Regions from separate parts of the Mus musculus genome. Here regions 1, 2 and 3 are each linked to region 4. A link is a loop called in an ENCODE intact Hi-C map of the cell type or tissue named here. Cell type or tissue: gastrocnemius. All regions are shown on one strand. Region 1 overlaps Gm12223 (a long non-coding RNA gene). Region 2 overlaps Pdlim4 (PDZ and LIM domain 4). Region 3 overlaps Slc22a4 (solute carrier family 22 (organic cation transporter), member 4). Region 4 has its middle 40 kb from the start of Slc22a5.

Evidence for each region. Peaks named below come from ENCODE experiments on the same cell type or tissue, not always from the same donor. Only the 100,000 strongest peaks of a DNase experiment are listed, where the experiment ranks them.
Region 1: a loop joins it to region 4, with 7 times the contacts of the local background. A loop is called at or near these places in 10 of 42 quality-filtered maps.
Region 2: it touches region 4 in a loop (2.6-fold over the local background); 16 of 42 quality-filtered maps call a loop at or near these places.
Region 3: a loop joins it to region 4, with 2.7 times the contacts of the local background. A loop is called at or near these places in 15 of 42 quality-filtered maps.

The regions. Positions count from the first base shown.
Region 1 is chr11:54,255,944-54,258,443 of GRCm38, reverse strand. Gm12223 (a long non-coding RNA gene) reads right to left here. Exons shown (of 9, transcript XR_003949549.1): 8 at 1,520-1,596; 9 at 1-164. Among named protein-coding and RNA genes, the nearest start is that of Csf2, 7.3 kb to the right of the region's middle. In gastrocnemius, a CTCF peak has its summit at 1,259 (motif pointing right); a DNase peak (open chromatin) is centred at 1,257.
Region 2 is chr11:54,053,307-54,055,806 of GRCm38, reverse strand. Pdlim4 (PDZ and LIM domain 4) reads left to right here. Exons shown (of 7, transcript NM_019417.3): 5 at 1-17; 6 at 333-450; 7 at 568-879. The coding sequence ends at 772. Among named protein-coding and RNA genes, the nearest start is that of Pdlim4, 14 kb to the left of the region's middle. In gastrocnemius, a CTCF peak has its summit at 1,360 (motif pointing right); DNase peaks (open chromatin) are centred at 479 and 1,339.
Region 3 is chr11:53,988,194-53,990,693 of GRCm38, reverse strand. It overlaps Slc22a4 (solute carrier family 22 (organic cation transporter), member 4), which reads left to right. Exons shown (of 10, transcript NM_019687.4): 7 at 1-70; 8 at 1,730-1,912. Among named protein-coding and RNA genes, the nearest start is that of Slc22a21, 9.1 kb to the right of the region's middle. In gastrocnemius, a CTCF peak has its summit at 1,255 (motif pointing right); no DNase peak of the experiment used is centred here.
Region 4 is chr11:53,930,067-53,932,566 of GRCm38, reverse strand. No RefSeq gene overlaps it. Among named protein-coding and RNA genes, the nearest start is that of Slc22a5, 40 kb to the right of the region's middle. In gastrocnemius, a CTCF peak has its summit at 1,011 (motif pointing left); DNase peaks (open chromatin) are centred at 404, 685 and 948; H3K4me3 peaks cover 222 bases; H3K27ac peaks cover 386 bases.

The DNA.
Region 1 (2,500 bases), 330 kb before region 4:
TCTTGCCTAGCTGATTCACTGAAGGACACACTCTTTGGAGCCATGGCCAGATACCACAATGTACTCAGAGCACTCATGGGACACAGAAGGCCCTGGGATGAGAGTGATGTCTGACACTCTCCCCAGCTCTGAGTTGGACACTGAGGTGGCCCAGGTCTCTGTTGCTGCAGAAACATACAATAAGCAGAAGTTAGTGGCTGGGTAAGGAGAGAGTTCAGAAACACAAGATACATTGCAGGCAGGGAGTGGAAGGAGGAGGCGACATTCCTGAAGTGAGAATGAGCCTTCTCAGACATCCTGTGGAACGTCCTGGAATTGTCCAGTCTGTAGCCTATGGCCAGCTTGAGTCAGAAATGACCACTGACCTGTCTTACATAGGTTTACCTGTGACCTCAAACCTCAGACCCTGTCTGGGGACAGCACAGCCTTGCCCAAACACTGCCCTAGGTTAGAATCCAGAATCAAGTTGTGGTTGGTTCTTGATAGGATTTGGAGGAATATTTATGTGCCTTGGACTTAGACTGAGTGTGTAACCCTAAATACTGTGTAATGGTATTTGCTAGTGGAGTCTTGAAAAAGAGAGAAAGAAGGAAAGAAGGAAAGAAGGAAAGAAGGAAAGAAGGAAAGAAGGAAAGAAAGAAAGAAAGAAAGAAAGAAAGAAAGAAAGAAAGAAAGAAAGAAAGAAAGAAAGAAAGAAAGACGGACGGACGGACTCCGGGCTAAAGAGATTGCTCAGTGGCTAAGAGCATGGACTGCTCATATGGAAGGCCCAAGTTCAGTTCTTAACACCTTTAGGTGGCTCACAACTGCCTGTAGCTCCATGTCTGAGAGATCTAGTGCCCTCTTCTGGCTTTAATACACACAGAAGTCCCACCACCTCCCTACACATAATTAAAAACATGTCTTTAAAAAGAAAAGGACTCCTGGAAGCCCCTTGAATCCCCTTTCCATGTGAAGACATAGTGTGACAGCTGTCTGTGAACTGGGCGGGGGGGGGGGGGTGCTAACAAGCAACTGGGCTGATTGGTTCTTTCTCTTCAGACTTCTCAGCCTCTCAAACTAGAGACAATCCTTGCTGTGCATAATTCCTTGTTATAATGACCCAGGGGGACAGGTCCTTTATTATGCCCAGCCACAGACAAAAAAAGGGCACTGACTCCCTGATCCAACATCATCACAGAGCTGGGTGGCTTGCAGCTGTCATGGCCCTCAGACTGCCCTTTGTACTAGGTCAGTAAGTCCATCCAAAGGGCAGCAGAGGGCAGCAACACTCCATGGTAGATCTGAGAGGACAGGCTGATAAGGCCACCTTCTAGAGAGTAGGTCACACCAGCCACTAGCAATTTCACTTATCTTTTATCTTAATTTTACAAGTACAGCTTTCCAGGAGGGCAAGATAGGAGGCACATCTTTTCTTTACCTAAGATGATGTGGGACCCCAGAAGAATGAATCAAGGAGAAATTTCCAGAAAGGCAAGTATCTAAGGAAAGGAACCTGGCTAAACAATTTGAGACTCACCAGACAAAGAAAGGTTTTTCCTCCCTGGTTTGGATTACCATTTGAATCAGTTGCTGAGGACCTCCAAGGCTTTCCCCCTGCAGAGGCAGGGATAATGAGATAGAGGTTAGTGCCTACTGGAGCCTCCTGACTCTGTCCAGTTAGCCAGCAAAATGCAAGGAGAGGTGGGGGTCGGTACATGAAGGGGATGGATGGATAGTGATCTCGGGTGCCTTACACTAGAAGCGATGCTCAGGAGTTCACCCAAGGGACAGGACTCCCCCCAGCAGGCAGTGGATGGGCAAGATACAGGGAGGAGTCAGGTATCCGGTTCTGTGTGGTAAAGACATAGATGTCTTTAGTGTAGGGTGAGTTAGGCACAGGAGAGTCTGAGTAGTCAAACCATTCAGTGTGATTGAGGACCTAGTGACCAAGGTGGAGGCAGGATCCCTTCTGACCTCAGCTGGTCCCTTCACCTCATTCTTACTTCTCTATTCCCAGAACAGCCCAACCAGCATGACAACCATGGAGATAAGAAAACTAAATGACCGAGGCCTGGGGTGTGGCAGGTGTAGAGATGTGCATGGTTACTGAATTTACAGCAATAGGAAAGGGCCAGGGCAGAGGGAGGGAGCTGTGGGTATCATCAGAAATCAGTCCTAAAGAATGGAGAGGATGGGGGTTCCAGGGCCTGGGATGGTGAGAGAACATGGAGGAGAGGGAGACCCAGGTTGACAGAAGGAGTTCTCATGGGGTGAATGGGGCTTCTTTCTCCTTCAAAAAACTTGAATTTGGGCTCATGGCCATGGATGTGTATTGGGCAAAGATGCTGTCTTCCTGGAGTGAAGAGGGACACAGAATCCCCACGGGGACCGAAGTTGTCGAGGATTGCCCCTATTATGACGGTAGAAGAGACTGAGGCACAGAGAAGCCCAGGCCGTGGGACTCATGAGCTTCTGGAGCACTAATCCTCACTGTGTCTGCTGGTACCACTGAGGCACA
Region 2 (2,500 bases), 120 kb before region 4:
AGAGGCTGGCGAGGGCGGTAAGACTCCCAACACCTTACCTCCCCTGCCTCCCCTCCCCCTACCGTGCCCAGTTTACCCTTCACCTTCCAACACCACCCAATCCACACCTTCTAGCCATCCACCCCCTCTTCAAATCCCTCTGTGCCTTACTGTGACTGTGCTCTCACCCTCCCGATTCCCACTCCACCACCCACGTGACTCTCCTTTACCTCATACAAACCAAGAACTTGTCCTCTAAGCTTCTGGTCATCGTGTTCCAGAAGCAACATCCTGCTGAAGTAGGGTTCTTATCTCACCTACCCCATCCATACCACCTGCCCTCTGGATTTCAGGGGATCGGCCTGGGTCTGGTGGTCCCCGGAACCTCAAACCAGCAGCCAGCAAGCTCGGTGCTCCACTGAGTGGCCTGCAGGGGCTACCAGAGTGCACGCGCTGCGGCCACGGGATCGTGTGAGTACCCAGTCTGCCCACCTGCACCCCCACGACCCCACTTCTGTTTTCCAAGGCCATGGGTAGAGGCTTGTCCTAGAATCTGTCAGTCACCTGTCCCTCTGTCCTCCACAACAGGGGAACCATTGTCAAGGCGAGAGACAAGCTCTACCATCCGGAGTGCTTCATGTGCAGCGACTGCGGCCTGAATCTCAAACAGCGTGGGTACTTCTTCCTAGATGAACGGCTGTACTGTGAGAATCACGCCAAGGCTCGAGTCAAGCCGCCGGAGGGATATGATGTGGTGGCTGTATACCCCAATGCTAAGGTGGAACTTGTCTGAGCTGGAAAATCTTGTCTTGCCTCTGCTTCACTTAATGTTCCCTCATGGCCTGTGTAAATATATGTCCTCCTGGCCTTTCTAATAAAGTCCTTCTGCTTGCTCTGGAACTAGCTAGTGTCTGGCCTGATAACCTCCAGTGCAGGCCATAGCTCCAATGTGTTGTAAGATCGGTTCAGGTGTCAGGCCTGTTCTAGACATTAGATTCAGTGGTGAGCCAGACAGCTCTCATGTTGTTCCCACAGCCTGAGTTGGATGGCAGAGTAAGCCATAAGGGATAGTGTCGTTAATACTATGGTCTGCTGCTGTAGTGTAACAAGGAGCCTGGCCTGGGTGAGGTCAGGAAAGCTGAGAATCAAGAGACGGAGGGAGGCAAGAGATCTCTATAGAATCAAGACCTATGCAAAAAAAAAAAAAAAAAAAAAAAAAAGCATGGACCATGACAGCCCTGGTGTGCCCGTTGTCCGCATGAGTGGCCAGGGGTGGTCCCTAGCCTGCATGGGTGGTGCCCCCTTCCTGGTACTCTCTTCCTAAGTCGCTCTCTGTCCATACACTCTATTTTTCTTCTCCTCTTCCTTCCTCCTCCCACTAGGGGGCAAGCTTGACTTTTTCTTGAGACAAAAGTCAGCGCTTTAGAACTAACACTGCCTTTCCCTCTAAGAAGCTTGGTCCTTTTCCCCCACCTGCAGTAGAAATTCTACACTCCTTGGATGCGCCCCAGTTCACTCGAAGTGAGGTCTGCCTTGTACCTTTTGGTTACATAAACCTATTCAGACTCTCACTTTTAAAACTATAAAAGTTACCGGGTTGATGAATGACTGTTGATCGCCATGTTCCGCACAGTCTGGGGAATAAGCTACCATTTCGGTTTTATTAAACATGCAGTAAGGTAAATTTAAAAGAATAAGTGGCAGATGGGTGGATGGATGGATGGATGGATGGATGGTTAGAAGCAAAACAGAACCAACTTGGCCTCAAAATGTCCAATAGGAATCGACTAGGGAAGCCCTTTTAAGGCAGTCAGTTGGAGTTTCTAATGAAGAGAATTCCCTCCGGTGAGGATTCCCAATAAAAGGACAAATAGCAACAGATAGAGATGACATCATCAAACAGACAGCCACAACACCCAGCCGAAACTGACTGGGGAAGCTGAGGCAGCAATTAAAATTTCTGAGTAAACTTTCTGAGCTTCGGCGCTTCCTGATTCAGGCCCTTTCATATCATGGGATAAACAGTAGTAATGTCTGGTCTGTACTGCTAGCCACTCTCACCTCTCTGTCCCAGAGTTAGAGGGGCAGCCCATTCACAGGCTGGCATGGGGCCTTAGAAGGTACTTTGACGGGTCTGGAGAGATGGCTCAGTGATTAAGAGAACTGGCTACTCTTCCAGAGGTCCTGGACACAGCTCACAACCATCTGCAACTCCAGTTCCAGAGGAGCTGATGCCCTCACACAGACATGCAAGCCAAACACCAAGTTGGAGTCTCTGAAATGGTGGGGAGGAGAGCAACCCTTATTACCCTGCTTCCAGAGTCGGCTTCTCGATGAACTCAAACAGCACATAGCGCTGTACCACTACGACATGCATTTCGAACCCACAGCTGTCCAGGATCCTAAATCTGTGGACCTACCCCACTGCTTGCTCTGGGTGAGAAACCACCTCGGCTCATTTGTTCAATGAGCCTGAATAATGTCCATTTGTGCTGTGTATTCTGGGCTACCAGAAGGCTGC
Region 3 (2,500 bases), 58 kb before region 4:
AGATATATTATAGCTGGGGTGCTATTCTGGGGAGGAGGTGTGCTTCTCTTGATCCAAGTGGTACCTGAAGGTAAGAAGTTGGCCCAGGCTAACAACATCCCAGAAAAAAAAAATAGATGCATTAATGGCCTAGAATATCAGGACAGGTGACCACCCTTACATGAGTCACCATTTCCCCATAACACTGCCTCAACATCACCAAACGTTCATCAGATGACAGCTGACTGTGACATGTTTACAACAACTGTCCCAGCAGGGTATGGTTGCCCATCCCTATAATCTCAGCACTTGGGAAGGAGAGGCAGGAGGACCAGTTCAAAGCCAGTCTCAGCTGCATAGCGAATTTGAGGCTAGCTCAGGTTGCATAAATCACTGTCTCAAAACACAAACAAAAACAGCAAGACCATGCAAACAGAATGTTTCAAAGTCAGCACAGGTACTTCTGGCCAAGCCAGAGAACCTGACTTCCATCTTTGGAACCCACATAGAGGAAGAAGAAGACTGTCTCCTGCAGCTCTTCCTCTGACACACACACTTCCCCCACAGAAATGAATGAATGAATGAATGAATGAATGAATGTAGGGATGGTGCAATAAGACTAAACAATGACAAAAGGTTCCAATGCTAAAAGTAATGTATTTCCTTTTCCAAGTGTGTCTAATTTTCTCCTATTGTTAAACTACAAGTTAATACATTATCAATACATTGTTAACATGCAAATAACACTGTTTGTGTTTGTCTTTAACTTTTTAACTTCTGCAGTACCAACACTTAAGCCCAGGGTCTTACACTAGCCAAACCCTCTACTATGGGGCCATATCCCCCACCCTTTATTTTTATGTAGAGGCAAAATCTTGTTAAGTGACACATCCTGACCTTGAACTCATTACATAGCCTGGGCTAGCCTTAAATCTGTAATTCCCCTGCCTCAGCCAGTGAAATACTAATAGCTGGGATTATTAGCATGCACAGGCAATGGGAGAATGGCTCAATAATTAAAATGCATGAGGACCAGAGTTCAGATCCCAGAACCCACATAAATACTGCTAAGCCTCATGGTTCATCTGTAATTCTGGTCTTTCATGACTACACACATGCAAAATCATGCAAATACATGTGCACACCACACACAAAAAAATGGAAAAAGTACTTGTTAAAGCTTTCACCACTGAACCCAACTAGAACTATATTTCTTTTTTTAAAGATTTATTTATTCATTCATTTATTTTATATGAGCACACTGTAGCTGTCCTCAAATACACCAGAAGAGGGCATCAGATCCCATCACAGATGGCTGTGAACCACCATGAGGTTGTTGGGAATCAAACTCAGGACCTCTGGAAGAGCAGTCAGTGCTCCCAACCGCTGAGCCATCTCTCCAGCCCTAGAACTATATTGCTTAATAATAAAAATCAGGAAGAACAGGGCCCAACATTTATAGACTAAATTTAACTGTATTTAACATCTAACAAGTCACTATGAAACTGTGGTATCAAATAAAAGCAGATGGACAGAGGTCACAGGATGCATTGATAATCCAAAATAAGAGTAGTTCAAAGTCCAGGCCACCTATTGCCTTCCATCTCCAACCATCTGGTGGCTAGGATTTGAGGGCAGTCTTGTCCAGCAGCACATTATGTGGGAACCATCATGTGGCAGTAAAAGGAACAATCAAACAGCTAACTGTTGGTTCTAGGAGCACCCTGTCTGACATGAGCCTCTTTTCCAGATTATAACTTTGTGTCCATTGGACTGGTGATGCTGGGGAAATTTGGGATCACCTCTGCCTTCTCCATGTTGTATGTCTTCACTGCGGAGCTCTACCCAACCCTGGTCAGGAACATGGCTGTGGGCATCACCTCCATGGCCTCTCGGGTGGGCAGCATCATTGCCCCCTATTTCGTTTACCTGGGTGAGATGTGTCTTATTCTGTCCTTAGGGGTTTTTTTATGTGTATTTTGCATGTGGGCTTATGTGCTTTGTGTGTATGAACAAGGGCCTTCTTTGGCCAGTCTCTTCATGGGAGGAGTTGGTTTGGGTCTTATGCAGCTGAATCACTCTCCATAGTCTGGCTGCTCAGTTTTACAGCCCCATTGCAGGCACATTGCATCTTAAAGCCCTCACCGGTTTCTTTTCATGATGATTCTCAGTGACCCCTTGGACTGTAATAGTAAAGTAATAGTAAGGGTCTTTCTGCTGTGTGTCTGTTGGATTCCCTTCCCCCCACCCCTCTCTCTCTCTTTAGATTTAACAAAATTTGTATTTTATGTGAACGACAGTTTTATCTGAAGGTAAGTGCAGCACTTTTGTACCTGGTGTTCAGGGAGTGTCTGATCTCCAGGAATTGGAGTGTAGGAAAGAACGAGCCACCATATGGGCACTATAAATGGAACTTGGACCCTTTGTAAGAGCAGCAAGAGGTCATAACCGCTGAGCCATCTCTCCAGGCCTGAACTCTTGTACAGATAACCTCCTCAGTGCGAGCAGGAAGCAGGCAAAG
Region 4 (2,500 bases):
CTATGAAAGCAGATGGTTGGTGGCCTACAAAGGGAGAAGTGTGACAGGGGAGCCAGAGCAGTCCTTCCCTGTCACAGGAGCAGTGAGTGAGGAGTGTGTCAGGCAGTCGGTCCTCAGATGAGTTTTACGTTCTGTTTGTTTGTATTGTGTGTGTGCTCACAAGATGTGTGTAACTATGAACACAGGAGTATGGGCATGTACAGGCCAGAGGGAACCACTGGGCGTATTTCACAATTGTTCCCCAAACTATTTTTTAATGTTTTGGGGAGAGGGGTGCACATATGTAAAGAGCAGAGAACTAGTGGGACTTAATTTTCTCCTCCCACCACGCTGGGCCCTGGGAGTCAACTCAGCTGACCAGGACTGGCACTGAGCCAGCCAGCTGGCCATTCACCTTATTCTTTGGCATAAGCTTACATTAAACTTGGAGCTCTCAGGCTAACTTACCCCAGAGGCCTCCTGTCTCTGTCCCATCAGCACTGGGTTCTCAGGCGTGTTCCACAGTGCCCAGCTCTTTTAAGCGGGTCCTGGGCATTTGAGCTCACATCCTCATCCTTGTACTGCAAGCACTTTATCCACAGGCCCAGCCAGCCGCCCAGCAGCAGCCCCAGCCCCCTCAAGTACCACAGCTCTGGCACCGCCTTCCACAACCCTCCTCCCCACGTGGCCATGGCCTCGAGTGCAGGGTAGAGAAGAAGAGGGCCAGGTCACGGGTGGGCAGGAGCTTAGGTGTGTCAGGCCAACAGTTAACAGAGAAGACTGCAGTCACAGGGCTCACTGTCTGCTTGGGTCCACCCTTCACGTTCTAGCGGGCTCGGAGGGAAACTGCTAACATTAGGTTCTGGGATAACACTTGTGTTACGATCTTAGGTCTGAAGGCCTGAAAGTGTCGCTGAAAACTGATCTGTCCCAGAAAAGATGGCATCCCAGGCTGCTCCAAGTCCCAGAAGGACTTGAATGAAGGACAAGTCAGAGTGACTTCTGGTTTTCCTCAGCGCAGCAGCGCCCTCTGGTGTTTTAGAAATAGAATAGCTACTTTCCAGGCTTTGGGGGTTGGGGCGTGGGGGGGAGTCCTCAAAGTTAGATTTGAAACCCAACAGATTTTCATTTGAGAAGTTCTATCTGTCCTTGCACTTTTATCCTCCCTGCTCTGGGAATCTGGATGCTTGGATGGTAAATGTTCATCTTAGGAATTACCCTTTTCATTGATTCTAGAACCTGAATTGTTCCCAAAGCAGAACAGAAACGAGCTTCTTTCCGCTGCTGCAGCTCTGCCAGCTCTGGGAAACTCCAGAGGCAGCTAATTTCTGAATAGCGTGTCTCAAGGTTCAAGGACGGGGGTGTGTCCTGACAGCTGAGAGAGATAGTGTTGTCTCACGGGCCAGTGACTGGTCACACACAGAGGAGAGTCATGGGCAAGTCTCCTAGAGTCTGACTCCACACAGGGTCTTATAAGAGCCACTTCTTGTCTCCTGGACAAGACAGTCTCTGTGTCTGACACTGGCCTCTTCCTCAGAAAACAACATTGTCAGAAGGCAGCTGTAATAGTTACTTCCCATTGCTGGGATAAAACACCATGACCAAGACAACTTATAAAAGAAAGAGTTTAATTGGGCTTACACGTGGGGGTCCCTTCAAGCATTATGGCCAACAGGGAAAGGAACCTCAAAGAGGCGAAAAGAAAACTCAGTTCAGCTAGGCTCAGTTAGGGTGAACCAAACTATCAGGAATCAAGAGTCTGATGCCAGGTGGTGTAAGCATATTTTAACCAAGTACGGTTTGGAAAAGTTTCCAGGCAGCAATTATCCTGATTTCAGGCACGCAATAACCCTTAATGTGTGACTGCATAGAATTTCCTTTGCAGAGTACATGGGACTATGAAGATGGGTTCTAGACCTCAAGGGTCTAGGATCTGGTGTGGTCTCTGACTGAGACAGCATAGAGATCAGCAGGCTATAAAGTACATGTGACACCCCCCTGAGGATGGATAGTACTGATTGGGAGCTAAAGGACTAGGAAGAGAATCTAAGATAAAATAAGCATTCTGGGTACTTGGGTGAGGTCTGGCTCTACAGATAGCAAAGGTCACTGGGTCGTTAAGAATATCATCTCCCAGGCTTCTGGATGGAAAACAGGTATTTATTTCCTACTCTGAGGAGACACCCTTGAGTGATGAACGTTCCTGGTTTCTCCAGCGTTTGTTTGTGAGCATGAGGAGTCATAGGGTCAGAGTCTGTGATGGTTGACCAAAGGCATGCTGGCAGGAATAGCTCTGAGCTCTCATCTTGACCCATAAGCAGGAGTAATAATGCAAGTCCTTTGAAACACCAGCCCCAGTCCCCTATTACACACACCTCTAACCCTCTAAGCCTTCCCAAATGGTTCCACCAACTGGAGACAACATATTCAAATGTATGATCCTGTAAGGAACCACTCTCATTCAAACCACCACAGCTGGCATGATTGCCCTATGACATAAAATGGCCTTTATCTGAGCCCG